Linked DNA regions of Homo sapiens: all the other regions are linked to region 2. A link is a loop called in an ENCODE intact Hi-C map of the cell type or tissue named here. Cell type or tissue: endothelial cell of umbilical vein. All regions are shown on one strand. Region 1 holds the start of CXCL8 (C-X-C motif chemokine ligand 8). Region 2 has its middle 43 kb from the start of RASSF6. Region 3 holds the start of CXCL2 (C-X-C motif chemokine ligand 2). Region 4 has its middle 10 kb from the start of CXCL2. Region 5 has its middle 36 kb from the start of CXCL8. Region 6 has its middle 16 kb from the start of PF4.

Region 1 (5,000 bases), 78 kb after region 2:
TCAAATGGTTATCTTTACAGAAGTGAGACAAGATAGAATCAATGCTCTTGTAGTCACTTCATCTTTGTCCATTCCCACTTCTGATGGAGAGGGTTCTAGGACATAATGCACTGAAGGTTACATTGTGAGAGATGAACAACATTTGCAAAAGAGGTCTTTTTGCCTTGGAAAGGCTTCATTCTTAAAAAAAAATGTGAGCATCAAGGTTAAGTAGACCTCATTAGCTCAAACTTTAAGGATGATATCAGGATAAAGTTGGGCCCATGAGAAGAGAATGAGAGGGAGATATAGTGACATGAAAATAAGGAGGAAAACGAGGTGTCTATGTAAGTTGGGCTCACCATAAATACAAAGGCAACCGTTAGGGAAAAGCAAAGAAGTCTTTGCACATCCTCAGAACTCTGAATGTCTTAGTGATGCTGTATGAGTGAGTCTTAATGATAGTGAACTGAATCAGTCAAGCCAGGTTGTGTCCATATGAGAATGTGTCTTTGCTAAACATGCCAACATCACTGAAGCAAAGAAACTTGGAGTTTTCTTTAAGATATAGGTCTTTTTTACCTATCCGGCCCAAGCTTTCTCTTCTTGTCACTCCATGCACTGTGTTCCGTATGCTAAATAGTTTGAGAAACCCAAATGGGCCATGTTCGCCTACATTTCATTGTCCTGTACTTCCTGTCCTGTACTAGCAAAGCAGTCCCATTGGTCTTTCTTCTCCTCATTAACAATAAAGGTAACACTTTTGATGTTGTTTCTTCAGAAAACCTTCATTCATCAAAACTGCCTCAAAGATCATGTTTGTTTGATTCCAGAACTTCCTGTAATTACCTGTTATTGTAACACTCATCACTGTATTTTACTTACTTGTGTAACTAATTTTCCATATTCTGCACTAGACAACAAAGTCCTTTAAGTCAGGTACTATATCTATTTACATAGCATTCACATCTCCTACAATAAGGGACATTAGCAGATAAACAACACATATTAAATGAATAATGAAGTTTCTGAAATACTACAGTTGAAAACTATAGGAGCTACATTATATAGAATAAACATTTACTTTGCTATAGAATTCAGTGTAACCCAGGCATTATTTTATCCTCAAGTCTTAGGTTGGTTGGAGAAAGATAACAAAAAGAAACATGATTGTGCAGAAACAGACAAACCTTTTTGGAAAGCATTTGAAAATGGCATTCCCCCTCCACAGTGTGTTCACAGTGTGGGCAAATTCACTGCTCTGTCGTACTTTCTGAAAATGAAGAACTGTTACACCAAGGTGAATTATTTATAAATTATGTACTTGCCCAGAAGCGAACAGACTTTTACTATCATAAGAACCCTTCCTTGGTGCTCTTTATCTACAGAATCCAAGACCTTTCAAGAAAGGTCTTGGATTCTTTTCTTCAGGACACTAGGACATAAAGCCACCTTTTTATGATTTGTTGAAATTTCTCACTCCATCCCTTTTGCTAGTGATCATGGGTCCTCAGAGGTCAGACTTGGTGTCCTTGGATAAAGAGCATGAAGCAACAGTGGCTGAACCAGAGTTGGAACCCAGATGCTCTTTCCACTAAGCATACAACTTTCCATTAGATAACACCTCCCTCCCACCCCAACCAAGCAGCTCCAGTGCACCACTTTCTGGAGCATAAACATACCTTAACTTTACAACTTGAGTGGCCTTGAATACTGTTCCTATCTGGAATGTGCTGTTCTCTTTCATCTTCCTCTATTGAAGCCCTCCTATTCCTCAATGCCTTGCTCCAACTGCCTTTGGAAGATTCTGCTCTTATGCCTCCACTGGAATTAATGTCTTAGTACCACTTGTCTATTCTGCTATATAGTCAGTCCTTACATTGCTTTCTTCTTCTGATAGACCAAACTCTTTAAGGACAAGTACCTAGTCTTATCTATTTCTAGATCCCCCACATTACTCAGAAAGTTACTCCATAAATGTTTGTGGAACTGATTTCTATGTGAAGCACATGTGCCCCTTCACTCTGTTAACATGCATTAGAAAACTAAATCTTTTGAAAAGTTGTAGTATGCCCCCTAAGAGCAGTAACAGTTCCTAGAAACTCTCTAAAATGCTTAGAAAAAGATTTATTTTAAATTACCTCCCCAATAAAATGATTGGCTGGCTTATCTTCACCATCATGATAGCATCTGTAATTAACTGAAAAAAAATAATTATGCCATTAAAAGAAAATCATCCATGATCTTGTTCTAACACCTGCCACTCTAGTACTATATCTGTCACATGGTACTATGATAAAGTTATCTAGAAATAAAAAAGCATACAATTGATAATTCACCAAATTGTGGAGCTTCAGTATTTTAAATGTATATTAAAATTAAATTATTTTAAAGATCAAAGAAAACTTTCGTCATACTCCGTATTTGATAAGGAACAAATAGGAAGTGTGATGACTCAGGTTTGCCCTGAGGGGATGGGCCATCAGTTGCAAATCGTGGAATTTCCTCTGACATAATGAAAAGATGAGGGTGCATAAGTTCTCTAGTAGGGTGATGATATAAAAAGCCACCGGAGCACTCCATAAGGCACAAACTTTCAGAGACAGCAGAGCACACAAGCTTCTAGGACAAGAGCCAGGAAGAAACCACCGGAAGGAACCATCTCACTGTGTGTAAACATGACTTCCAAGCTGGCCGTGGCTCTCTTGGCAGCCTTCCTGATTTCTGCAGCTCTGTGTGAAGGTAAGCACATCTTTCTGACCTACAGCGTTTTCCTATGTCTAAATGTGATCCTTAGATAGCAAAGCTATTCTTGATGCTTTGGTAACAAACATCCTTTTTATTCAGAAACAGAATATAATCTTAGCAGTCAATTAATGTTAAATTGAAGATTTAGAAAAAACTATATATAACACTTAGGAAAGTATAAAGTTTGATCAATATAGATATTCTGCTTTTATAATTTATACCATGTAGCATGCATATATTTAACGTAAATAAGTAATTTATAGTATGTCCTATTGAGAACCACGGTTACCTATATTATGTATTAATATTGAGTTGAGCAAGGTAACTCAGACAATTCCACTCCTTGTAGTATTTCATTGACAAGCCTCAGATTTGTCATTAATTCCTGTCTGGTTTAAAGATACCCTGATTATAGACCAGGCATGTATAACTTATTTATATATTTCTGTTAATTCTTTCTGAAGGCAATTTCTATGCTGGAGAGTCTTAGCTTGCCTACTATAAATAACACTGTGGTATCACAGAGGATTATGCAATATTGACCAGATAAAAATACCATGAAGATGTTGATATTGTACAAAAAGAACTCTAACTCTTTATATAGGAAGTCGTTCAATGTTGTCAGTTATGACTGTTTTTTAAAACAAAGAACTAACTGAGGTCAAGGGCTAGGAGAATATTCAGGAATGAGTTCACTAGAAACATGATGCCTTCCATAGTCTCCAAATAATCATATTGGAATTAGAAAGGAAGTAGCTGGCAGAGCTGTGCCTGTTGATAAAATCAATCCTTAATCACTTTTTCCCCCAACAGGTGCAGTTTTGCCAAGGAGTGCTAAAGAACTTAGATGTCAGTGCATAAAGACATACTCCAAACCTTTCCACCCCAAATTTATCAAAGAACTGAGAGTGATTGAGAGTGGACCACACTGCGCCAACACAGAAATTATGTAAGTACTTTAAAAAAGATTAGATATTTTGTTTTAGCAAACTTAAAATTAAGGAAGGTGGAAATATTTAGGAAAGTTCCAGGTGTTAGGATTACAGTAGTAAATGAAACAAAACAAAATAAAAATATTTGTCTACATGACATTTAAATATGGTAGCTTCCACAACTACTATAAATGTTATTTTGGACTTAGACTTTATGCCTGACTTAAGGAATCATGATTTGAATGCAAAAACTAAATATTAATCTGAACCATTTCTTTCTTATTTCAGTGTAAAGCTTTCTGATGGAAGAGAGCTCTGTCTGGACCCCAAGGAAAACTGGGTGCAGAGGGTTGTGGAGAAGTTTTTGAAGAGGTAAGTTATATATTTTTTAATTTAAATTTTTCATTTATCCTGAGACATATAATCCAAAGTCAGCCTATAAATTTCTTTCTGTTGCTAAAAATCGTCATTAGGTATCTGCCTTTTTGGTTAAAAAAAAAAGGAATAGCATCAATAGTGAGTTTGTTGTACTCATGACCAGAAAGACCATACATAGTTTGCCCAGGAAATTCTGGGTTTAAGCTTGTGTCCTATACTCTTAGTAAAGTTCTTTGTCACTCCCAGTAGTGTCCTATTTTAGATGATAATTTCTTTGATCTCCCTATTTATAGTTGAGAATATAGAGCATTTCTAACACATGAATGTCAAAGACTATATTGACTTTTCAAGAACCCTACTTTCCTTCTTATTAAACATAGCTCATCTTTATATTTTTAATTTTATTTTAGGGCTGAGAATTCATAAAAAAATTCATTCTCTGTGGTATCCAAGAATCAGTGAAGATGCCAGTGAAACTTCAAGCAAATCTACTTCAACACTTCATGTATTGTGTGGGTCTGTTGTAGGGTTGCCAGATGCAATACAAGATTCCTGGTTAAATTTGAATTTCAGTAAACAATGAATAGTTTTTCATTGTACCATGAAATATCCAGAACATACTTATATGTAAAGTATTATTTATTTGAATCTACAAAAAACAACAAATAATTTTTAAATATAAGGATTTTCCTAGATATTGCACGGGAGAATATACAAATAGCAAAATTGAGGCCAAGGGCCAAGAGAATATCCGAACTTTAATTTCAGGAATTGAATGGGTTTGCTAGAATGTGATATTTGAAGCATCACATAAAAATGATGGGACAATAAATTTTGCCATAAAGTCAAATTTAGCTGGAAATCCTGGATTTTTTTCTGTTAAATCTGGCAACCCTAGTCTGCTAGCCAGGATCCACAAGTCCTTGTTCCACTGTGCCTTGGTTTCTCCTTTATTTCTAAGTG
Region 2 (5,000 bases):
TGAGACAGTTTATCAACTTTCTCTAATGAAAGTTACTGGTAACATGAAAAAACAATTTCCTACTCATACAATAAATCTACACATATCTTTTTCAGCCTTTTTGGACTTTGTTGTTGTTGTTGTTTAGTGGAAAGATTTGCTTTATATGATTAGACATTGAAAAATTTGTATGGCTTTGGGAAAGAAAAAGATGCCTCTGACATCCAGGAGCTGGCCTGGCACTCCAGCTATGTCTTAGCGATCTCCTCTTCAAATAAATGATTTCACAGAATACCGACATCAGACAATGCCACCCTATGACCATGGTGAATCAAGACAAAAACAAGACCTCTCCGTAACCATGCATGAACACAGGCAAAGAATGAAATCTGTTTAAATCACAAACATGGCCCAATATCTCCCAATCCTGGCTAATTAGAGTGGCTATTGCTTGTTTATTGCTGACAGTTTTAGCTTGACTCTAGTCTTCCCTCTTCCTAGATAAGAATTATTGAGAGATCCAGTCATGACCTTATATCACTTCCTAACAACATCCGATCTAGAGCAAAGCCATGCTTCTCAAACCCTCCTCCAAATCACGTGACACAAGGCCACATTCTGTAAGTTCTTTCTAATGCCCTTTTAGTAAGACACCCCACCCCCTGCCCCGCACCATGTGTGTTCCTGGAGGAGGACATTGAGAACTTTAAAAATTTACCTTTTAGTAATTTCAGATTAACTTGGTTAGATTTATTGGAGAGCAAAACAATTCTCCCTCAGGTGACTTCCAAGGGATAATTATGGGATAATGTATTAGGTTGATGCAAAAATAGTTGTGTTTTTTAACAGTAGTTTCAATGGCAAAACCCACAATTATCATAAGCTAGCCTTCCAGGTTAACTTTCCTAACTTGTACAATATTTCCTTTCCTGATTTCCTCAATTTCCATTATACTTTTCTTCAGACAAGTTAATAGTCCAATGAAATTTTTTCAAATGCTCAACAATCTTCCTCATTCCCAAATAAATTTTAATATATATGTATAAGCACATATACATGCATATTCATTATATATTTGTATACTTGTCACTTTAGACAATTTGAGTATAGAACTACTTTCAAGGAGATGACAATCCAGTTTGCCTTTGGCTGGTACACTTCTTGCCATTTGCTTATATAGGCATTTTGACATTTTGAAGTTTCCTCCCATCTTGAGTACAGCTGATCCAACTATCTGGGAGTAAACAGAAAGACCAATGGACACCCACAGGAAACATGCTGAGGTGCACATGGAATGTGGATAGGAAAGAGGTCTGTTATGATAAGAAGGGCTGTGGTGAGCATCATAGCCAATGTGGGGAGCCACATTCTGCAGCTCTTGGTAAGTGAGGTCAGTGGAAAGACTTGAGTCATGAAGTGTATATATCATTCTTTCAATTCCTGAGGAAAGCTTCATGGGGGAAACGATTTTGAATAAAATGAGAAACAATTAGTTTGGTCATGTTTTATTTCACAACAAAATTTCCTGTTTTTAGTTTAAAAGGTACCTATGACTAATAACGTTTTCCCCAAATTTTCAGGATATGAAGCTTGTGTTCCTTGAGTTTGACATAAATTGTGCTTCAGGCACTTACACAAGTTGATGAATAGCAATATAATTGACTCATTGTGAATGCCTTTATTCATATTAACCTATTATGATGAATTTCAAATTATAGAGTCTAGATTAGCAGTAGAGCAATTATCTGAGCAGTGAGCTTGTCTAGAGACTATTCTATATTTTTATCTTCAGGAAGATGTCCACAATGGAGCTCCTATTAAGACCATAGCATGCTGAAAGTAAATTCCTCACTTAGAATTATTTCAAGACAACAAAGCATACAGTATTGGTATCCATGTATCAGATAAGACTTTTCAGTTGCAGAGAACCCAACTCCTTGGGAACTAAGCAATAATGTAGATTTGTTGGTTCATAAAACTGTAAACCAAAGGAAGAGCCAGCATCAGACTTCTTTTGGTCAAGATTTTGGCCTCTGTCTTCATGCTGGCTTCATCCTCAGCCTGGCTGTAACCTCATGGTCACAAAGATGGCTGCCGTAACAGCTAAGGCTGCACACTTCCTTATTCATTTCCCAAGTAGAAAGCATCACTTCTCACAATCACCAAATGATAATTCCAGATCTTTACTCAGATTGAACCAAGGTAAATTGACCATCATTGCAAGGGGTGTAAGAATATGCTGAAGACCTTCCCCTGAGCTGGAAGTGGGTCAGTCCACTAAGAAATCATGGTTACTGCGTAATTACCAGGTGGTCACTACAGTTATTTCCTTAAAGGAAAATAGGGGTCCGTTTGGAGAGGAACAGGGGGAGTAGGTGCTGGTTAGACCTGTCAAGCATCTGCCATTTTAATATCTCTATAGAAAATGATATTACATCCTACCTATAAGTGGCAGTATTGGGCTAAAAACGTGGGCTCTGGACTTAGATCGTGGCCATTGAATTCCTAATTCATCACTTACTAGCAACATGGTTTTGTGAAAGTCACTTAACTTCTCCATTTCTCAGCATTTTTATTTGTAAAACAAAATTAACAGACTCTTGTAGAGTTTCTATGAAGATTCAATGGAAAAATGCATATAAAGCACTTAGTATAGAGCTCCTCACTTTGTAAGTACTTGGAGCAACATTTGCATGTGAACTAGCCACTTGATGGTCTCTCTAAGGCATCACTTTTATCTGCTTGGGCATCTGTGTGGTGCCCAGTGTGATTTGGGGGCTTCTCTTTCCATCCTCAGGTCATTTTTATCAGCTACTGGATTCATTTTAAGCAGACTTTTGACCCAGAGACTGGAGGGTGGTCTGATACTATAAAAGCAGTGTGTTCTGGTACATCGTGGTATAAATGTTCAAAAGGAAGCCCCACCAGGGGTTCCCAATAGGGAGTTTCCTTTGCAACGTGAATATCATTCTTAAGTGGTTTGAGAACAGGGTACAGCAGCATCTTACTGGGCATCAGTTTGTGTGCTCCTGTCAGGAAAATTACCATCCAAGCCCACTAAACCCACACAGAACCATAATGTTTTAATTATTCCTTTATTACTTCCTTCAGGTAATTGGAAGGCTAAATATACTTACATGGCAATACTCTATTTTATTTTATTTTAATTGAACTTCACTCTATAAAAGACTTGGAGTTAAGGTGGGGAAAACAGGAAGAAAGGAGGAGGAATAACTAGTTAGTTATTTGTTTTTAAAACTCACCATGTGAGGGCTAAAATCAAAGCTTGGATTACATTTGGGAAAATCTACATAAACTTTGTAATGTGTAAAGTAGGCAAATTAAGAGAGATTGCATCAAGTAACTCTGCCTTGCAAAATAATTCATCTTGTGTATTTACTAAAATGACAAACTTGGTGGTTTTGAAATGTGATTTGTGTTTTTAAGGGAAGCAGTTAGGGCAGAGTAAAGAACTTCAGCTTTGGAGACAAGAAGACCTGTACTCAAGTCCTGACAGCACTGTTTATCAGATGTGTCACCTTGGAAATCCCTTGACATCTCTGAGCCTCAGTTTCCAAATCTGTGAAAGAGAGATAATAACACTATCTTTGTAGAGCTTATGGGATGATTAGAAATAATGGGCATGGTTGTCTAGTACAGTGTATGGGAAATATTAAGAGTGCAAAATAATTCTTATTTATAAAAATTTATTGTACATGTACATTTTGTAAGGAAAGATCTGTTATATAATGCAAACCACTCAGATTTCCATGACCTGTTGTCGAGTGTCCTACACCCGATCATAAAAAATTCTCCTCTTACAGGGTCTCATGGCTTCAAGTCTAAAACAGAAATTTACATACATCCTAGTGCCACTGAGGAGAGCAAATAAACAGAAACTGCCATTATCAGTCCACTAAATCTGTAGTTCTCAATCTTGGCTGCACATTGTAATCACTTAAGAAAGCTTAAAAATCCTCAGTGCCCCAACTATACTCCTGAAAAATTAAATCAGAAGTTCTGGGATTGGACCCAAGTATCAGTGCTTATTTAAAGTTCTGCAGAAAATTCAAAGTGATGCCAAGGTGGAGAACCATTGTTTTAAACCATTGCTTCTCACGCTGTAATGTGTGCTGGAATCACCTTGGGGTCTTGTGGACTTGCACATTCTGGTCCTGGGAGGTCTGAAGTGGGGCCTGAGATCCTGCATTCCCAACATTAGGCAATGCTGATGCTGCCAGTTCCTGGACAGCAGCCTTGAGTGGGGCTCTGTTTGGGGTTCTCACTCATCCTATTATGCTTATTTCTTCCTTTCTGTGCCTCCTCTGCACCCTCCAACTCCTCTCCCACACAACCATCCAGTTTTGGGGAAAAGCCTTTCATAAGAGATACTTCTCTTCCCAGGAATTACTTTTTCTGCTGAGACAGGCCCCAGTAATTTTTATTCATGAGAGTAGAATGTTATTCCTTTCCCCTGGAGTGTTTCAAATTGCTCTACTTTTCTTAAAGTGATTTTGATTTATGAGAAATGTATGCTTCTGTTTTCAGTACAAAATGATCATAATTTCATCAGAAAAAGGGAGTTGTTAAAGTATTTGACATAACTCTAACACCTCCAGAAGTTTATTTGACTGCTCTGGAAAGTTTTTAAAGACAATCATTTTGCACAACCAAAAATCAAGAAGGATACTGGTAGTGTTTGTTTAGATTCAAAACGATCAAGAATTGTTGATCCTTCTGATATTTGGATTTGAATCCCTAAAGCAGCTTTAAACCAAACTGTCTGTTTGGATCATTTGGCTAAACTTCACTGGTCAGAATATTACTTGCTGCTCTACATCTGACCTTGACTTAGGGCATAGGAAGCAGAAACTCCGGGACAAATCTGGGACTTGCCCAGTGTATGTTATAGAAATATTCACTTTAGTGGTCTGCAGAGACACCCTTCAAAGAACATAGCCAGGATATTAAATATCCATTTCTTACTTTCTTAGTTTTTTAATTCATTAGAGCTGGAACAG
Region 3 (5,000 bases), 440 kb after region 2:
CTTGAGTTTTGAAAAACAAAATATTTTAGCCACCATTTTATTGACAGCTTCATTAAATTGTCAACAATTATATGAAAAATTATTTAGCAAAAGCAAACAAATGCGATCCCTTGTTAAGATAACTACAAGAATTTAATTTTTTTTAAATGAAAACAAGTTTATTAAGAAAGTAAAGCAATAAAGAGTGGCTATTCCATAGGCAAAGCAGCAGCCTGAGCTGCTGGTTGGCCATTTTTATGGTTATTTCTTGATTATATGCTAAACAAGGGGTGGACTATTCATGAGTTTTCTAGGAAAGGGGTGGGCAATTTCCTAGAACTGAGGGTTCCTCTCTTTTTTAGACCATACAGGGTAACTTCCTGATGTTGCCATGACACTTGTAAACTGTCATGGGGCTGGTAAGAGTGTCTTTTAGCATGCTAATATATTATAATTAGTGTATAATGACGAGTGAGAACGACAGAGGTCACTCTCGTCTCCATCTTGGCTTTGGTGGGTTTTAGCTGGCTTCTTTACTGTAACCTGTTTTATCAGCAAGGTCTTTATGACCTGTATCTTGTGCCAATCTCCTATCTCATCCTGTGACTTCGAATGCCTAACCTACTGGGAATGCAGCCCAGCCCAGTAAACCTCAGCCCCATTTTGCCTAGCCCCTATTCAAGATGGAGTTGCTCTGGTTAAAACGTCTCTGCCATATTTCCCCCCTCCATATTTTTAAGGAGGTAAATTTGAGTAGCAAGGTAGTAAGGAACTTCTTGTAAAAATGGCAATATGTATCAGTGATTCTCCCATCAGGGGCAAGACCATAGTTTGGTAAGGCACATTCTTTACTAGGTGAGAGCCAAGGGGAGTGACAGCAATCACCACATGAAATTAGGCATAATTCATAGTTTATCTGTATAGCAGATTGAAAACCCAGAAAAAAATTGAGAAATAAATATTGATGTAAATCATCAGATTTTTCAGCAAATATAGTCCTTGTTTCCCCCAAAATAAAACAAACATTTTATATTTTTAAATATTTTATTTTCCTGTTCTTTGTGAAAACATCAATAAATATCGAAACCTCTCTGCTCTAACACAGAGGGAAACACTGCATAATTAACATTAAACAAGGCAGTATGCCTTACAAGAAAGACATAAAATGTCCAAGGGATATTTAGAACATTTTAGTTCTTAAAGCTTCAACATGAGAAATGTTGACCACACACTGTGAAATCATTTCAATAAATAACAACTGACATTCATCTTTACAGTTACAAAATAGACACACATACATTTCCCTGCCGTCACATTGATCTCACTGGCCATTTTCTTGGATTCCTCAGCCTCTATCACAGTGGCTGACATGTGATATGTCATCACGAAGAAATATTAACAAATGACTAGAGAATATCTGCAAACCTTCTATCTTCAAATTAAATATGAATCAGGATTGAACTAACTTGGGTTTGACCTAAAATAAACAATAAATATAATGGGAGAGTGTGCAAGTAGATTCAATCATAACCTTATTTTACACATAAAATATTAACATAGAATCTTCTAAAACAAACAAATAAATAAATAAATAAATAAATAGAAGACTTCTCCTAAGTGATGCTCAAACACATTAGGCGCAATCCAGGTGGCCTCTGCAGCTGTGTCTCTCTTTCCTCTTCTGTTCCTGTAAGGGCAGGGCCTCCTTCAGGAACAGCCACCAATAAGCTTCCTCCTTCCTTCTGGTCAGTTGGATTTGCCACTGTAATGAGAAAATGGGTGCCCTGAGTAGGTGCTCAGGAAAGCTGACTGCACAACAGTCTTCTCCTGTCCTGTTTCCCCAGGCTCTAGAGTTTTCTGAATGCAGTTTCCCCAGCCTGGCACCCAAGTGGGTACTGCCTGTGACAGCTGTGCTGTGTGGCAAGGACCTCTAGGCTTGGGATGCTCTTTTAGGAATGGGGGTGACGTGGGGTGGAGGAGTGGCAGTCTACACTGTTTTACTGGCTAAAACAGCCAGAGCCTATTGCTCTTTGTCATACTGGGCCTCACTTGAGCCTCAAAGCAACCTCATGATGTAGCTACCATTATTTTCCCTGTTTTGCTGAGTCTCAGATAAACTAAATAATATTGTCTCTGAGTGACATGGCTAATAGGTGGTGGCAACCAGTTATATACCCAGTGCAATATTATTGTGAAATCTCTGCACTTCAACCCTAAACTTTTACAAAAAACCAGGGGGTCTGCTTTTCAGGTCTGAAAGTCAGTAGGAACTAGGGGAAATGAAGCTTGTGTTTTTTAACAGGTGGAAAACACTTCAGCACAACTGGCAAACTCCAATGAGACCTTACATGAAAGCAGTTTTACCTACATTCACTGGCAGGAGGGAAGAACCTGGGTGGTGACCCTGGGCACTGGGAATATCCTCTGGCACCAGAACAGATTAATAACCTTAATGGCAACTTTGTGAAAATAATAATTTTTTCAGTCCTGCAGCTAACCCTGGGTTTTCCTGATTTACTTTTTAGGGGGCAGACGCCAGTATTTCTGACCAACAGCTCCAGTCGCCTGTGTACATGGAAATTATAACTTACTTTTTCAGCATCTTTTCGATGATTTTCTTAACCATGGGCGATGCGGGGTTGAGACAAGCTTTCTGCCCATTCTTGAGTGTGGCTCTGCAGAGAGAAGGGAATCTCGTGAGACAGGAGGTCGGGCTGAGGACAGGGTTTGGGGCAGCGGGAGAGTCGGGGACCCCAGCAGTGGCAGCGGCAGCGATGGGCGAGACTTACATGACTTCGGTTTGGGCGCAGTGGGGTCCGGGGGACTTCACCTTCACACTTTGGATGTTCTTGAGGTGAATTCCCTGCAGGGTCTGCAAGCACTGGCAGCGCAGTTCAGTGGCCAGGGGCGCTCCTAGGGAAGAAGAGACTCGCTGATTGAGCGGGGCTGTCGGCGCGGGGCGCCCACCCCAGCCGCGTCCGGCCCGGGGACCCCAGGGCGCCGGGACCCACCTGCTGCGCGCCGGCTGGCGGCCACCAGGAGCAGGAGCAGCAGCGCCACCCGCAGGAGCCGGGGATTGCTGGGGGCGGCGGAGAGCGTGGCGCGGGCCATGGGGCTCAGCAGGCGGTTCGAGCGGCTGTGCGAGGAGGAGAGCTGGCAAGGAGCTGCCTGTGGCCCGGGCTCTGTGGCTCTCCGAGAACGGCGAACCCCTTTTATGCATGGTTGGGGCTGGAAAGCCCGGAGTCCCGGGCCAGGGAAATTCCCGGAGCTCCAGATCGATCCCGAGTTCGGAAGGAAGGCGATGGCCCCGCCTCTGGGGTGGAGGGGGGTCGGGGCACTCACGAGTGACGTCCGGGTCTGACTGTCTTGCGTAACTCCCGCCAACTGTGGGATGTTCTCTTTCTGCCCCGAATCCCTGGAGCGGGAGCGAGAGCCCGCCGCTCTCAGAGATACCGAGATAACCGCCTGCGAGGAGGCGCTTCGTGAACCCAGTGCAGTGCGTCGTGGGTCAGATCCCTTAGACCCACGTAGGGACCGCGCTACATCCTTACCGGGGGGAGTTACTTCTCTGGAAGACATTTCAGTTGTTGGGATTGAAAGTTAGGGCAAGAACTGCAGCATGTCTTATCTATCCTCTCTCTTTAGTTTGGGTTCTGCAAATTTCATTAATGTTTGAAATAAACGCACGCTTTAACAGTACATGTGTCATCTCAGATGACGCATAAGAGCTTTTGTCTCCTTCCTGGTGTTTTATGATCTTAAAAGCAAATATCACGTGTGTGTGTGTGTGTGTGTGTGTGTGTGTGTGTGTGTGTGTGTGTTTCAACGTAGTGGAGCCAGGTGTTGGGTGCGGGAACAGACCATTGCCAAGGGTCAATTCAGTGTTTATTTTAGTTAACAGTGTTGCAATCCCCCATCCTTTCTCTCTTTGAAATCTTGGAACATCTCGAACTCTAGTAATTCCAGTAGCATCAATTTTTTGTTGTATGGAAGTCTGTGTTTTGATCCATGGAAGTCACTGGGAGCTGCGAGGGGCCTGTTGGGCTCAGGAGGTCTGCCTTTTCTAGTGCTGTCCCTGGGCAGAAAAGGCCATAGACACCACCAGAAAAGGAGCAGGGAATGAGACTCCGCTTGTTTACTACTCTAAGCACAAGCAGACATGTCTGATATATACATACTAGATTGCTAACATAATTGCATTTCCATGCCATATGTATTTACCAGCATCCTGGGATTGGTTCCCTCTAGAGAAACAGCTATCGAGGAAATTTTAGTTCTAGAGGAATGTCAATAAAGCATTTCCAAGCCTGTTTAGCTGATGCCTTCTCACTGGATTACTGACTTTTCATCATCAATTTCAATGACCCCCTCTCTTTAAAAATTAAGCTGTAGGCCTACAATACTCTGTCTTAATTCTTCCTGGTGGATGCAGACTTCAGGGATATGGAGATATTCTGCCACTGCTATGAGAAGGGCTGGGAGTGGCACGAGGATGAAGAAGTGGGACTACCTTAGGAATAGAGTGTTCCCTGGATGCTGCAGCTGTAGAGATCACTTGATAAGGATGTCAGGGCTGAAGTTTCAGCCATACCACTAACTTGCTTCATGACCCTTGGTAATTTATGCTTTATTTGCTCATGTTTCTCCCCTGTAGAAGAGCTTATAATAGTGCCTGCCTCACGGGGTTGTTAGAAGTATTGATTGTTAATATGTGTAAACCATCAGTGCATGTAAAGTGTTATGTAAATATTTGTTAAATAACAAAATAGAAGTGGTGTTTCACAACCTTACTGATATAGGCTGGATGTTTGTGTCTCTTTCAAATTCAGATGATGAAGCCCTGACTCCCTTATGTGCTAATATTAGAAGACAGGACCATGGGAAGTAATTAGGTTTAGGTGAGGTTATGAAGGTATGGCCCCCATGATGGGATAAGTGCCATTACAGCAAGAGATCAGTGAGCTTTCGATCTCTGGCTCTCTCTCCCTTTCTGCATTGTGAGGACACAGCAAGAAGGCCAC
Region 4 (5,000 bases), 450 kb after region 2:
CATGTATCCTTACTGCCGACTATTTCCACATTTTCCACATCTTTTTCTGAGATCAGTTAATAAGCATAACCCTAAGGAATCAGTCCACCAGATGCTTTTTAATTTATTCTGAAAGCTCAGTGTCTAGGTAACTTACCACAGCTGACATATTACAATGTGTGAATATAGCATCAAATGTATGCTTTGTTTCTGCATCCAAGTAGTGCTTTAGGAATCTTATTGTCACTGCATTAGAAGAGTAAAATGTCTCCAAATTTAAATTAATTATAAATAAATGTAAGAAATGATTGAAGCATCATCTAAAATGGCACTATTGTCTATAGAACAAAAATTATGTGACCATTTCAATTATAAAAATGTAATTACTAATTTTGCTGAAGTGAAGAAAAATAAATTTTATATAATAAATATAGAATAATAGAATAAATCTTAAATTATGCATGATTTTATTTTGTATGCATCCAGACATTGCCTACACAATAACAGAATACCCAGATATGGAATTACAAATTCACTTTTCTCTGATATTTTGCTGATTCTCATCATACAAATTCCATAACTTTATATATTTTTAAAATGTTATTAATATATGGTCATGTGTCACATGAAGATCAGAACGCATTCTGCAAAATCTGGCATTAGGCTGTTTCCTCCTTGTGTGAACATCTTAGAGTCCACTTATGCAAACCCAGATGGTGTAGCCTACTCCACACCTATGCTATATGCTCTATTCTATTCTCCCAGGCTACAAGGCTGTACATCATGTTGCTGTACTGAATACTTAGGCAATTGTAACACAACAGTATTTGTGTATCTAAACACACAAAGGATACAGTAAATATATATATTAATAGTACTGTAATCCTATGTCCTCACCATTGTGTATTCCAACTGTAGTTGTCCAAAATGTCATTATGTAGTGCATGACTGTATATCTGTGAAGACAGGAAGATCCTCAGACTCATTTTATTTAACATTTTGTTAGCTAGTTAAGAAAACCGTAAATATTTAGACAGAGAATCATGGGCTTCTCTGAACTCTCTCTCAAGACCCCACAATTGTTAGATATGGCCTCATGAAGCATTGAAGAGTGCATATGGAGGAAAATTATGAAAAATTATCCTAGAACAGATGACTGAAAAGATGAATTTTGGAAAAAATCTAGGTTATTATAACATATTTTAATTTGTACTAATTTTGACACCCCCTCAGAGGAATTTTTATGTTTTTGAAACAAGAATTATTTCTGTTTTTATCTACACACAGAGTTCATTTTATAAGTGCTTGGAACCCAACAGAGCTTAATGAATTGAATAGGATGTTCTTGGGAAAGAGAGTATAGATAATACGCTTCAATAGTTAAGACATCAGGTGAGAAAGCCATTAATTTTAGTTAAAATTACCATTTTAATTAGTCATTTTATGATAACATAGACAATGGAAGATGATTAAGAAAAATGAAGAATCAGCATTTCTTGATTCTTCAATAGACACTTGAAAAACTACAACACAAGGAAAACCCACTGTTTGATGGTCTAAGATCCTATCCCACTATGCTGACATTTGTCAAAACACTTAAATTGTTTGGTTTAAAGAAACTCCTTTTTATCCCTGCTACTAATACAAAGAATATACTTGTGTTTGTTCATTGAAGAGTTTCTAAGTATTAGAATTTCAGCAACAGGAAATTCATTTCTCAACTTGTATTCTTCACACAAAAGGCATCAAATTGCTCATGAGTTAATAGGTTGACAGCTATTGTCATTTCCTGGTGGGAAACTTTCATAGTTAGAGGAAAAGAAGGCTGAACACCAGATGCTGTTCATCATGTATTTTGGGATATGTTCTTGAAGGTCTGAGATTTACACTGAATTTATAAAGCAATGCCATTGAGTCAAGTAGAGAAGAATCTAGATTATAGAACAAGGCTGTGAAGTCAGATGGTTGTGCCAACAGTGTCTGCTGTGCAGAACCTTTAGCTCCCACTTCTCTCTCACATGCACTGAGTCAGAAAATGCTATTTTGTAGGCTGTAGCTACTTGTCAGGTTTATGACTCAACAAACTGAAATATTAGCCAAATGAAATATTGTTGTGCAATTCAGGGTGCTCACTCATAGCACATACAGTGTTGAATATAATCATCTATAGCTTCAAATGTGCTGGTCATGAGTCCACTAAGAAATGCAGAAAAGAAGCAAGAGGAGAAACAGTCTGACCTTAGCTGCAAAGGGCACCAGGATGCCAGCATGCTAGAGTCATGCTGGTTTCCCCCTTCATGGAAGTGACAGGCCCATGACAAATTTACGCAAATATGACATGGAAAATAATTTCTTGAAGAAAACTTCTTTTGCCATATGTTTCCTGGTTTTCTTCTGGTTTGGCCTGTGAATGGTATCAGTTTATTTTCGAGTCTAGTATCCAATATTCCTGGAAGCTAGGGCTGAGGAATGTTCATTTCACAGGATGGCCAAGGTCTGATATGCAAGGCTGGGATTGAGTGAGGCCCCAGGGCAGGCTGAGAACAGGAAGCGGTTTCACTGACATTCCATTCCTTTCTCTCCCTGACCACTCCCATCTCAGAGTGGCCAAGGATCACTGAAGAAATAGTAATTGTCATCTAAACCTCATAACAGGGGTGTCTGGCACTTGAGAGTTGACCCACTTCAATTTATTCAAGCTCCCACTCAAAAAAACTCTCCTTGACTTACAGGATATGAATACCAATTCCCTAAAGCAAAGCATAGTGAGAATTTCAGTAAAAGAAAAGAAACGAAAACCCCAGAAAAAGTATTCAGTAATTGAAGAGTCACCATCCCGAGGGTCCTATAGGAGCTCACCCTTGGTCGGTGAGAACTACTCAGTCAGCCTCACTTACCTCATTGCTCTGGCCAGCTCATACAGGCTTACAAGAGCAGGTTATTAAATGGTCAGGAATTTTGATAGCCAGTTATTCATTGTTGGAAGCATAAATTTGACCACAGTGGGAGTGTTTATGGAAATCAGCAAATGCTACAAATCTGATTTTTTTTTAAATTTGAAAGCTGTTTTACCAACACACCGCGGCTTATAGCTCTGCATAAACATAATCTGTATCAACTTTATCCTCTTTTTCCTCCCCTTACTATAGCCTCTGTCCTCTGCCCTCATTATCCTCTGCTGGGATCTCTTGAATATTTTTTCCCCTTTAGCTGGTTTTCTCTTTCACTCATTGATTTGTCCTGGGTTTCATCATCTAGGCAACTCTCACGCACAGAAAATTCTTGGGAGTTGTTCTCACTAGACTGATAGCAATACCACTTTTATTTATTATTATTATTATTATTATTATTTTGAAACAAGCAAAGGCTCTAGGAATGAAATACTAGAAGATGAAGGATTTTTTTCTTCTGGATCATAAATCTGGGCATCCCATGCCTACATGTTCTGGGACTCATGAGGCATTCTATTGATCCCCAAATTGCTATTAATAGATACCAAGTGAAAATTTGGTATCTCTTCCCATCAGCCCTAATCTCAGAATGCATTATCTTTTCTAAGCAACAACTGAAGCCTGTGTGCACTAGCAGTTAAATGTGTATCTGCAGGAGGTTTAAATATTCCTAAGTGAATGTGGGAAGTGGTAGTGTATTTTGGAATTCAAGGGATCTTAGAAATAATGTAGTCTAATTTGCTCATTAGTCTGGTGAGTAAACAGAGTTTCAGACAGATTAGCAGTTAGTGGTAGAATCAGTACTAGAATTCAGATCCCTGGCTTCCTCTTCTGGGCATTTTCAAATCTGCAACAATGTCTATCTTAATTAACATTATAATTAGGACCAAGATAATCTTCATTCAACTCAACAAATATTTTTTGACTACCAGATATATTTCTATGTGCACTTATTTTATACTAGGTACTGTTCCAGGAGTTGAGACTACCAAGAAGTTCTCTACTTTTTAGAGCATTCTTTTGAGAACTAACATTATTTGTATTAGTATGACTTAACTCTTTGTTCCAGGAAATTCTTACATAGAAAATAAAACTAAGCTCATGGAGAACTTTGCCATTTGCTTGAGGAAATTCTTCTAAGTCAGTTTATTCAGGACATCAGTTTGCACATCTGAGCCAGCAGATCACTCCTCAGACAAGTTCGCTTTTTCTAGCAAGACCCTCACCTGTTTTGTCCACTAACTCTATTATGTCAACAACTGTGCCCAATTCCAGTCCATTCCCTACCTTGTCAGATCAGTTTTAAACATTTTGAGTCCAATTCTCTGAACATCCTCCTTCTGAGACACTAAAATGCTGTCAGAGCATTGTTCCTCCTGTTGAGTAATTCTAATAAATTTAACGTTTCCTGATTGAAGGGGTTTTTTGTTGTTGTTGTTGGTAGTATTTCTGATGAATTGGCAGTTGATATGTTCTATTGGAGACTAGAACATAAGAATGGGGAAGGTGATACTTATAATAATCTATCTGGGTATAGTTAGGATCTTCACATGCCACACTATGTAGTGACATAATTTGACCTGGAAATAGCTGGTCACATTGGCTATATTGATAGCAACAGGAGATAGACAAATTCTTAGGCAGACAGGGATGCGTCCCTGGTAAAACCTGATCTCCAAGCCAAAGACAGCCTGAAGACTGAAAACTGAGCTGCCAGTTCGGGGTAGAGCCCATGACCAGAGTGAGAATTTCCTCGATGCCTTTTAGCCAATATAATGATGCTTTTTCCAGGCCCACCCATGGACCAATCAGCATACACTCCCCCATTCTGAACCCATAAAAACCCCAAACTCAGCCTTACAGACAGCCACCTGCTTTTGGGCCTCCTCTCACACAGAGGACCATCCACTTCAAGTCCCCTCTTGTGTTGAGAGCTTTTCTGCCACTCAGGAAAATTCTTCTCTGCTTTGCTCACTCTCCGGTGTCTGTGTACGTCATTCTTCTTGGTCACAGGACAAGAACCCGGAACATGCCAAAAGGGTGTAACACATACTCCTGCTCACTGAGTTA
Region 5 (5,000 bases), 110 kb after region 2:
TGAAGGCGGACTAGGAGCGTGACCACTGAAGCACAGCATCACAGGGAGATAGTTAGGTCCCCGGATAACCGTGGGCAGGCCTGACTGATGTCAGGCCCTCCACAAGAGGTGGAGGAGCAGAGTCTTCTCTAAACTCCCCCAGGGAAACGGAGACTCCCTTTCCCGGTCTGCTAAGTAGCGGGTGTTGTTCCTTGACACTCTTTGCTACCGCTAGACCATGGTCTGCCTGGCAACGGGCGTCTTCCCAGACACTGGCGTCATGTCTAGACAAAGGAGCCCTTCTGGTGGCCCTGTCTGGGCATAACAGAAGGCTTGCACTCTTGTCTTCTGGTCACTTCTCACTATGTCTCCTCAGCTCCTATCTCTATATGGCCTGGCTTTTCCTAGGTTATGATTATAGAGTGAGGATTATTATAATATTGGAATAAAAAGTAATTGCTACAAACTAATGATTAATGATATTCATATATCTAAGATCTATATCTGGTATAACTATTCTTGTTTTATATTTTATTATACTGGAACAGCTCGCGTCCTCGGTCTCTTGCCTCGGTGCCTGGGTGGCTTGCCACCCACACCCTTCTCATTGCACATGATAAAAACATTACATTTTAACTGGTGATGTTAACATTGATCATGTGGTTAAAGTGCTGTCAGGCAAGTTTCTTCTTTGTAATGTTACTATATTGGCTTTCTATACTCTATGTGTTAGAAAGGAGTCACTAAGTGTATTCCACACTCAAGGGGCTGGAAATTAAGTTCCACCTTAAAGAATTTGTGGTCACATGTTCAAATCAAAACAATAATTAACAAATATTTTAGAGAAAATACTTTGAGGCTATTGGCATTTACTTTTAATACCTTTATTAAATATAATTTGTATTAAAACTACAATTTTTAAAAGTTCTAAATTACATTGCAATTTTATAGACTAATCATCATAGCTAACACTGGGTGCTTATTCTGTGCCAGGCATTGTTCTAAGTGTTCTACCTTTATTGTAACTCTATGAGGTAATTACTATTATTTTTTATGTTAGATAAACATGCTGAAGTGAAGAGAACTTATATAATGTACTCATTATTATATGGCTAGGAAGCTACAGAGCTGGGATTCAAACCTAGAAAGTGTCAGTCTGGTACAAAGTCTGATTTTTCCTGTCAAACATTATTCTACCTTGCCTTTCTATGAGATAAATAAGTAAAAAGATACATGAAAGTATATTGAAATAAGAGAACATGTATATAATATTGAGCAGTAAGGCTTGACACTCCGGATAGATGTAAAATAAATTGTAAAACATTTCTATTGAGATTCAGTGGAATTCAAAGTGTCATCTAAACAGTCTAACATTCATCTTAACACAGTGAAAATTTCATTCATCTGCAGTAGGTATTTAGAATATATAAGTATTTGGAATATACAGGTATCTAAAATATGACCGCTACTCATCAGTTAAAGAATCCCAGACTCCAATAGAAAAATGGACAAGAATATGAATAGGCAATTCACAGAAACTTAATAGATACTTAGTTTCATTAGTTATCAAAAAAAATCAAACTTAAACCACTATGAGATAGCATTGCATATCCATCAGATGGTCAACAACTGGTAAATCTGGTAACACTGAATTTTGGTGAGGATATGGGAAAATGGAAATTCAGACATGGCTGGGGTAAATATAAATGCACATAACTTTGGAAATTGGCAATATCTAGTGAAAGCTGAAGATATGCAGAACTTACCCCAGCATTATCCCTTCTGCGTCTGCACTAGAGAAATCTTCAACCATGTACATAAGAAATTGCTATAAGGATGCTTGTGAAGCAGTGTTGGTAATAGCAAAAACTATTGAACCTCAGGAGTAAAATTCATAAACAGTGCAATGATAGAGTTAAAATGAAACTACTCAATCTAACTGGTTAAACAAGGGTAAACCTTTAAACATACTTCTGAGTAAAAAAGAATACAAAATGCTACATCCAGTACAATGTCATTCACGTAGATGTTAAGCACTAAATACTATATAGAGAAACATGAATCTATGGTAAAAGTTCAGAACACTAAAGAGAATGATACTATCATCACAGGATTTGAATAGTGAAGAGAGAAAACTGGCGAATGGGACTTTAGAGTCTATGTATTTTTTAATTAAAAAAGATTGGAATCAATTATAATCAAATATTAATAGAGCTAATCTCAGAGGTGGGTAGATAGGTAATGGTTATATGCACATATATTTTACTTTTTTGAATAAAATGCTTTATAATTGAGGTCTAAAAGGGTAATATGTGTGGAATTTTTTTTTTGGCAGGGGAAAATAAGGGGATTTAAATCATTTCTTCATCAAAAATCCCTTTGAACTTTTATTTGCCAAACTTCCTTCTTCCTTGTTATGAAGATTAGTAACTCCAAACCATATTCACTTCTGCGGTTTCATTCTGAAAAAAGAAAATTTGGCTGGTTTAGATAAAGCATTCCATTAACCTACATTCTGAACTAGATGTTCTAAAAGGAAGTTATTATTTTCTCTGGCAGAGATGAAGGGAAAAGCCAAAACATTTTGATGTTGACACAGCTTTTGGAGAAGTGCCAAAAAGGTCACTGAGTCTGTGATCCTTCATGGTGTCCGCAATGTGGGCCTTGCAATGATCCCAGTCCTGCTTACCACAGGGTGCAGGTGTCTTTGGAGCTGAGTAGAAACATTCTGAAAACATGCATGTTGCTGTCCCTGGATAAATGCTTAATACTTAATGCACTGCTTTTCCTTGGTCTCAAAATTGTTCTTAAACTTACTTTGTGTGGCTATCTCAATGTTTATAAGCCAAAGAAAGCCAGCTACCTATTGCTTACTGATGGTACACTGCATGTTAATTTATTATTTTTGGCTTACCTAATACATTTATATTTTATAAAATGGATATTTTTTGAAGGTATAATTGTGTCAAAGTGTGCACTTTTGGGTGGAGAAGCAAAAGCTTTGTCTCCATATATAAAGATGATGGATCCTATCTTACATACTTATCTTCAATACCTTTACTGTCACTGAATAAATGTTCCTTAGCACTTACCATGGCAGTTTTATTAAACACAAAAATGTATGATCTTTTTCAGAGGTTAAAAAAAGTATAATCTGTATTATTTGAAACATTAGTAAACCAAAGAAATGCTTACTGAAAATTATGGTTCAATGCCTAAAATGTCTATTTAATTTGTTTTACATAAAGCCTCCAGAAGGTGGATACAGTTGATTTTAAGTTAATTAATCTCATAAATCATTGTAAAATAAACAAAAGATTATAAATACAGTAATTTTGATAATCTGCTTTAAGTTACTAGAGAAATATTAAAAGCATGCACTTTTGCTTTTTGATATACTTAATTTGAAGTAAATAATGCATGTTGAGCCAAAACAAATACAACTTTACCTCTGAATCGTATTTTAAGATTAAGGGGAAAAAGCCATAAAATAATTAACATATTTTCATTTCTCTATATTTTAAATTGATAAAATTTTATTTCAATAATGATGAAAAGTCACTAAGTACATTTTAGTCTTTTTTTAAATTTAATACTTATAAACTGTATCATGTACTTTGAAAACAGGTGAAAATCACTTAAAATTATTTTATTTAAATTGTATTTTCCAGAAGAGTAGGTTGTGGGTTAGTCGTCTTTGCAATTTGTCATGCAATTTGCTGGGATGTCAGCTTCAGCTGGGCTCGTTGTCATCTTGGCCTGAAAAACAGCAAATGATGAAGCAAAGTGTGAGAAATTGTCTCATATTTTATGGCTCACTGAGTGAATGAATCAACTCAGGATGCTGCAGCATTGCCTGCAGGAGTCTGTGTCTGTGAAACTGCTGAAATTCCAAACGGAGTAGCTGATGGACTCTGGGCAGTATTCATGGTCCAAAAGGGTGTTGGCTTTCCTCCCCAGATTTAAGAACTGTAATTTTGAAATGAAGATGACATGTCATTTTCCATTTGTGACAAATCCTAGGAGCTGCTATACTGGTATTCTATCTGAATAAGGATATAAAAAAGATCCAAGTATACCTTCTACAAAGTAAAAACATATCCTTTTGAAGTGTCATGTTTGATGAGTTTTGATAAAGATATCAACTCATGTAGCCACTGCCACAACCAAGATATAGAATATTTACATTATGCTCCCAAAGTTCCCTCTTGCCCATTTTTAGTCGGTCACTCTGCCCCCTACCAGTCCCAGATAACCACTGATCCAATTTTATCACTATAGAATTTTATAGAAATAGAATAATGCACTAGGCACTCTCATTGTCTGACTTTCACTCAGCATAATATTTGTGAAATTTATTCATGTTTTTGCAGGAGCTCATTCCTTTTAGTCTCTGAGTAGTATTTCATACTATGGGGTTATACCACAATCTTTCCTACTTTCATTGTCCTTAGTTTTTTATTTTGTTACTGAAGTTGCTATGAATATTTATGTCCAATACTTTTTTGGACATATATGCTTTTATTTATCTTGGATTAAATACCTAGAATTGATATTACTGGGTCATGAACCTGTATAGATAATTTTAAAAGAAACTGACAAAGTGAGTTAAGAAATTGAGAAGGAAACTAAAGTTTTTTTGAAACACATGAAAATGGAAATGCAATTTATCAAAACCTATGGAATACATTTAAAAAGTACTAAACTTAGTGAAATTAGCACTTTTTTTTTTTTTTTTTTTGAGACAGAATCTCTCTCTGTCGCCCAGGCTGGAGTGCAATGGCTCAATCTCGGCTCACTACAACCTTTGCCTTCTGGGTTCAAGGGATTCTCACGTCTCAGCCTCCCAAGTAATTGGGATTACAGGCACCTGCCACCACGCCCAACTAATTTGATTTTTTTTTTTTTTTTTTTTTGTATTTAGTAGAGACAGGGTTTCACCATGTTGGTCAGGCTGGTCTCTAACTCCTGACCTCAGGTGACCCACCCACCTCACCCTCCCAAAATGGTGGGATTACAGG
Region 6 (5,000 bases), 300 kb after region 2:
TCTGTAGATGTCTACTAGGTCCGTTTGATCCAGTACTGAGTTTAGGTCCTGAATATCTTTGTTAATTTTCTGTCTCTAATACTGTCAGTGGAGTGTTGAAGTCTCACACTATTATTTTGTGGGAGTCTATGTTTCTTTGTAGATCTCTAAGAATTGCTTTATGAGTCTGGGTCCTCTTGTGTTGGGTGCATATTTATTTAGGACAGTTATATCTTCTTGTTGAATTTAACCCTTTACTATTATGTAATGCACTTCTTTGTCTTTTTTGATCTTTGTTGGTCTGTTTTGTCAGAAATTAGGATTTCTATCCCTGCTTTTTTCTGTTTTCTGTTTGCTTGGTAGATTTTTCTCCATTTCTTGATTTTGTGACTCTCTGTGTCACTGCATGTGAGATGGTTTTCTTGAAGACAGTATACCAACGGGTCTTGGTTCTTTATCCAGCTCACCACTGTGCACCTTTTAGTTGGGGAATTTAACTCATTTACATTCAAGTTTAGTGTTGATATGTGTGGATTTGATCATGTCATCATGTTTTCAGCTTGTTATTTTTCAGACTTGTTTATGCTCAGCACAGTTCTTGATGTGGCTGCTTTATAGTGTCACCGGTTTGTGTACTCCAGTGTGTTTTTGTAATGGCTAGTAATGGTCTTTTCTTTCCACATTTAGTGCTTCCTTCACATGCTCTTGTAAGGGGGGTCTGGTGGTAATGAATTCCCTCAGAATTTGCTTGTCTGAAAAGAATTTTATTTCTCCTTCACTTACGAAGCTCAGTTTAGCCAGGTATAAAATTCTGGGTTAAAATTTCTTTTCTTTGAAAATGTTGAATATTGACCCTCAGTCTCTTTTGGCTTGTATGGTTTCTGCTGACATGTCCACTGTTAGTCTGATGGACTTCCCTTTGTAGGTGATCTGACCTTTCTCTCTAGCTGCTTTGAACATTTTTTGTTTCATTTTGACTTTGAAGAATCTGATGACTATGTGTCTTGGGGATCATCTTTTTGTGAAGTATCTTACTGAGGTTCTTTGCACTTCATGAATTTGACTGTTGTCTTCTCTAGCTATGTTGGGGATGTTCTTATGGATTATATCCAGAAATATATTTTTCAAGTTGGTTCTATTCTCTCCATCTCTTTAAGGGACACCAATGAGTTCACAGATTGGGTCTCTTTACATAATCCCATATTTCTCAGAGATTTTGTTTGTTCCTTTTCATTATTTTTTCTCTATTCTTTTCTGACTATCTTATTTCAGAAAGTGAGCCTTCAAGCCATGAGATTCTTTCCTCTCCTTGGTCTATTATGCTATTAATACTTATGCTTGCATTATGAAATTCTTGTAGTGAGTTTTCAGCTCTATCAGATTGGTTACATTCTTTTCTGTACTGGCCATTTGGTTTGTCAGCTTCTCCATTGCTTTATCATGATTTGTAGCTTTCTTGAATTGTGTTTCAGCATATTCCTATAACTCAGTGATCTTTCTTCTTAACCATATTCTGAGTTCTATTTCTGTTGTTTAAGCCATTTCAGCCCTGTTCAGAACCCTTGCTGGAGAGGTGATATGGTTGCTTAGAGGAAGGAAGGCACTCTGGCTTTTTGAATTTTCAGAGTTCTTGCACTGATTCTTTCTCATATTTGTGGGCTTATCTTCCGGTGATGTTGGCTTAAGTGCAGGGCACTGGCGAGCACAGTTCTGTGTGCCTTCTCTATGCCCTGCAAGCAGGAGTGATTTCTCAGGGCAGAGAAGGATCTATTGTTCTCTGCGTGGTGTTAGTGCAAGAACAGGCAACTGGTGGGGCTGGGACTGGCTGTCTCTGTCCCCGGCAAGACTCAGTCTGTGATGGTGGTTACCATTGGGAGGGGTGAGGACCGCATGTATTCCTGTGCGCTGGCAGGACAAGGAAAGCAAAATCTGCCACCTGCAGGCAGACACCAGCAAAGCAATGTGGGGAGTAGCAATGGATGTGGGGGAAGCTTCAGTATGGGGAGGGAGAATGCAGGCTGGTGTGTGGCTGTAGGGGCTGCTCTGCTGGATCTCTTCACCAGTCAGGCATGAGTCTGCCAGTGCAGAAGCTATGGGGTGGGCCTCCAGGGTATGCAAGGTTTCCCTGCAAGCAGCTATGGTCAGTCAGGGCCCTGGGAGAGGTCAGCAGACCAAGAGGTGCTCAGATTGGACCAGCCCTATCTGATGGGCAAGACTGCCCCATAGAGTTCAGGACTTGACAGTTCCACTAGGGCTAAAGTCTCCTATAGGAGCAAGTCAAGCCTAGGGATGGTCATCACTGGCTGTACTCTGCTACAGATGCTCCCGCACCAAACCTTCTGGGCTCCACATCAGCTGGCTTGCTGCCCCTACCACTTCCCTAAGCAGCTCTCCCTGCCAACTCAAGTGTCTGTGATGGTAAAGAGGTCTCCTCCTACTGGTTTCCAGACACCTGTGGGGAAAGCAGGTTGCTCCTTACCAGTTCAACTCACCCATTCTCCTGGAGCCATTGGGAGCTAGGAAGGAGTCTGGGTGTGCTGTAGCCCCATGTAGGGTTCCCCGCTTTCTCCCCCTTCAGCTCAGCTTCTGTGTCTTCTATCCACCCATACTCTGTGCCTTCTCTCTGCAGATTTGTTAGGAGCATGCTAGTCATCTCAGTTCCTCAGTTGGAGCTGCTTGACCCAGCTGCATCTAGTCAGCCCTCTTGCCCTCCCAAATTCTCCTTTTTAATATAGGCATTTATTGCTATAATCTTGCTTCTTAGCACTGCTTTTTCTATATACCACAGGTTTTGGTATGTTGTGTTTCCATCTTCACTTTTTTCATGGAATTTTTAAATTTTCAAATTTTCATTTTAACTCTTTTCTTTACCCTGTGGTCATTTAGGAGCATGTTGTTTAATTTCCATGTGTTTGTATTATTTCCAGTGTTCTTCTTGGTATTGATTTTTAATTCTATTCCATTTCCATCTATGAAGATATTTGATATGATTTTGACTTTTAACAATTTGCTGAGACGTATTTTGTGACCTAATGTATGCTCTATTCTGGAGAATGTTCCATTGCTGATAAAAAGAATGTATTTTGCTGCTATTGTAAAGGTCTCTTAGGGTCAGTTGACCTAAATACAGTTTAAGTCCAACATTTATTTTTTGATTCTCCATCTAGATGATCCATCTAATGCCGATATGAGGTGGTAAAGACCCCACTATTATGTTTCCGTCCTCTCTTTAGGCCTAGTAGTATTTGAATCTGGGTGCTCTAGTGTTGGGTGTATATATATTTAGAATTGTTATATTCTTTCACTGGATTAATTCCTTTGTCATATAATGATTTTCTTCATCTTTTTTTTCTGTTCTCGACTAAAACTCCATGTTACATAAACATAGCTACTTCTGCTCACTTTTTGTTTCCACTTGTGTGGAATATGCTTTTTCATCTCTTCATTTTAGTCTGTATGTGTCTTTACCAGTAAGGACAGTTTCTTGTAAGTAGCATATAGTTGGATCATGCTTTTAATTTCATTCAGCCATTCTATATCTTTTAAGAGAAAAATTTAATCCACTTATGTTCAAGGTTATTATTGATATGTGAGGACCTGTCATATTGTTAATTGTTTTCTCATTGTTTATACATTCTTTGATCCTTTATTTATCTCTTATACATTGTTGTTGATGATTTGTTTGGGAAGCATAGGAGACCCAGGGTCACACCATTTTAAAATCAACTCCACCTTAAAATTAGCAAGGCAAATTCTTTGTCGGACATGACCAATGGTCATAAGATGTTTATGACTGATGAAGGAGGTTAATAATGCTGTAAGGACAAACTTCTACAACAAGAAAATGTCCAGGTGCCCTGATACTAGCAAGGCACATTCTTTGCCAGTCATGACCCATGGTCATAAGATGTTTATAACTGATGAAATAGCTTAATAATTTATGTGAGGACAAACCCCTACACCAACAAAATGTCCACATGCCCTGACACATAAAAATATAATGCTTTTAACTTGCTGTTGTAAATGTTTTGTGACTGAATATTGTCCTGCAACCATATTCATATTCCATCATATCTTTCTTTTATTGTTCGTAAATGAAGATTGAGTCATCATTTCAACACTCAGAATGAAGAATAAGTATAATACATAGAGTTTAGAAGTGCAGTAATTGAAATAATCCACAGTATTACTGTGAGATGTCAGGTCTCCATGAGTCTTGTTTACTTTCTTTTTTCTCTCTAATTTTAAAGGGATCTAAAAAACCACAGATGTACTTAGGTGAATGGATATAGAATTCACATCTATGACAGTATTGCCTGTCAAGGAGATCAAATCCATTCAGTTAATCTGCCATTTCTCAATGTTAAGAGGGAGCGAAAATATTTTTAAAAAGTTTTAGTTTACATGATGGCCAAAATGGCTGACTGGAAGCAGTTAGTGTGCACTACTTTCACAAAGAGAAGAAAAAGTGGTGAATAAATACTACATCTTCAATTGAAACACCCAGGTGGGCACAAACCCAGGGATTCATCAAACAAACAACTCAACCCAAGGAGAACACAGAGGAGCAAGAATAGATTAATGCCTACCTGACAGTGGCATGGAGCCAGAGGAGGCTCCCCGACCACTGGGAAATGGTGAGAGAATGAGAAACCCTGGGACACACACTTGGTCCATAGATCTTTGCAAGCCCTGGTCTCAGGAGATGCCCTTGTGAGCTCATCCCACAAAAACCTTCAGACTGATATGCAAAGCTATGGGAGTCTCAGCAGAGCCACTGCTGAGGCATAGCCAAAGTCCCAAAAGCCTTTGATCCCCAGGCATTCCAGCATTAGTGGCTTCAGCTCTGGCAAAGGGGGAAGTTAGTCTCCTTTACACACATCCAGGAAAGGAGCCAAATCCAGGGGGTTGAGCAGCAACTGTCTACAGGCTTCACTTACACTGCACCTCACAGGATGAGACCCATTGGTCTAGGACTCCAGCCTCCCACCACTGGGGTTATGAGGCTAGTAGCAGCTCTG

What was found. Hi-C counts contacts between places; a loop is a spot of excess contacts. Peaks named below come from ENCODE experiments on the same cell type or tissue, not always from the same donor. Only the 100,000 strongest peaks of a DNase experiment are listed, where the experiment ranks them.
Region 1: a loop joins it to region 2, with 7 times the contacts of the local background. A loop is called at or near these places in 6 of 110 quality-filtered maps.
Region 3: a loop joins it to region 2, with 10 times the contacts of the local background. A loop is called at or near these places in 3 of 110 quality-filtered maps.
Region 4: a loop joins it to region 2, with 7 times the contacts of the local background. A loop is called at or near these places in 3 of 110 quality-filtered maps.
Region 5: a loop joins it to region 2, with 9 times the contacts of the local background. A loop is called at or near these places in 2 of 110 quality-filtered maps.
Region 6: it touches region 2 in a loop (11-fold over the local background); 2 of 110 quality-filtered maps call a loop at or near these places.

Annotation. Positions count from the first base shown.
Region 1 is chr4:73,738,002-73,743,001 of GRCh38, forward strand. It overlaps CXCL8 (C-X-C motif chemokine ligand 8), which reads left to right and starts at 2,568. Exons shown (of 4, transcript NM_000584.4): 1 at 2,568-2,721; 2 at 3,541-3,676; 3 at 3,948-4,031; 4 at 4,448-5,000. The coding sequence starts at 2,658. The coding sequence ends at 4,463. RefSeq lists a silencer at 1,031-1,325. In endothelial cell of umbilical vein, no CTCF peak of the experiment used is centred here; DNase peaks (open chromatin) are centred at 2,570 and 3,390; H3K27ac peaks cover 2,557 bases.
Region 2 is chr4:73,660,442-73,665,441 of GRCh38, forward strand. No RefSeq gene overlaps it. Among named protein-coding and RNA genes, the nearest start is that of RASSF6, 43 kb to the left of the region's middle. RefSeq lists a silencer at 1,186-1,391. In endothelial cell of umbilical vein, a CTCF peak has its summit at 2,437; DNase peaks (open chromatin) are centred at 1,390 and 2,540; H3K27ac peaks cover 2,440 bases.
Region 3 is chr4:74,096,031-74,101,030 of GRCh38, forward strand. CXCL2 (C-X-C motif chemokine ligand 2) reads right to left here and starts at 3,165. Exons shown (of 4, transcript NM_002089.4): 1 at 2,991-3,165; 2 at 2,769-2,892; 3 at 2,571-2,654; 4 at 1,010-1,741. The coding sequence starts at 3,090. The coding sequence ends at 1,726. In endothelial cell of umbilical vein, a CTCF peak has its summit at 2,999 (motif pointing left); DNase peaks (open chromatin) are centred at 381, 671, 1,751 and 3,261; H3K4me3 peaks cover 2,196 bases; H3K27ac peaks cover 2,567 bases.
Region 4 is chr4:74,107,187-74,112,186 of GRCh38, forward strand. No RefSeq gene overlaps it. Among named protein-coding and RNA genes, the nearest start is that of CXCL2, 10 kb to the left of the region's middle. RefSeq lists an enhancer at 2,326-2,620 and a silencer at 3,906-4,200. In endothelial cell of umbilical vein, no CTCF peak of the experiment used is centred here; DNase peaks (open chromatin) are centred at 2,285 and 4,925; H3K27ac peaks cover 4,115 bases.
Region 5 is chr4:73,773,993-73,778,992 of GRCh38, forward strand. No RefSeq gene overlaps it. Among named protein-coding and RNA genes, the nearest start is that of CXCL8, 36 kb to the left of the region's middle. In endothelial cell of umbilical vein, no CTCF peak of the experiment used is centred here; DNase peaks (open chromatin) are centred at 2,569 and 3,799; H3K27ac peaks cover 1,312 bases.
Region 6 is chr4:73,963,231-73,968,230 of GRCh38, forward strand. No RefSeq gene overlaps it. Among named protein-coding and RNA genes, the nearest start is that of PF4, 16 kb to the right of the region's middle. RefSeq lists an enhancer at 4,648-5,000. In endothelial cell of umbilical vein, a CTCF peak has its summit at 1,949 (motif pointing left); no DNase peak of the experiment used is centred here.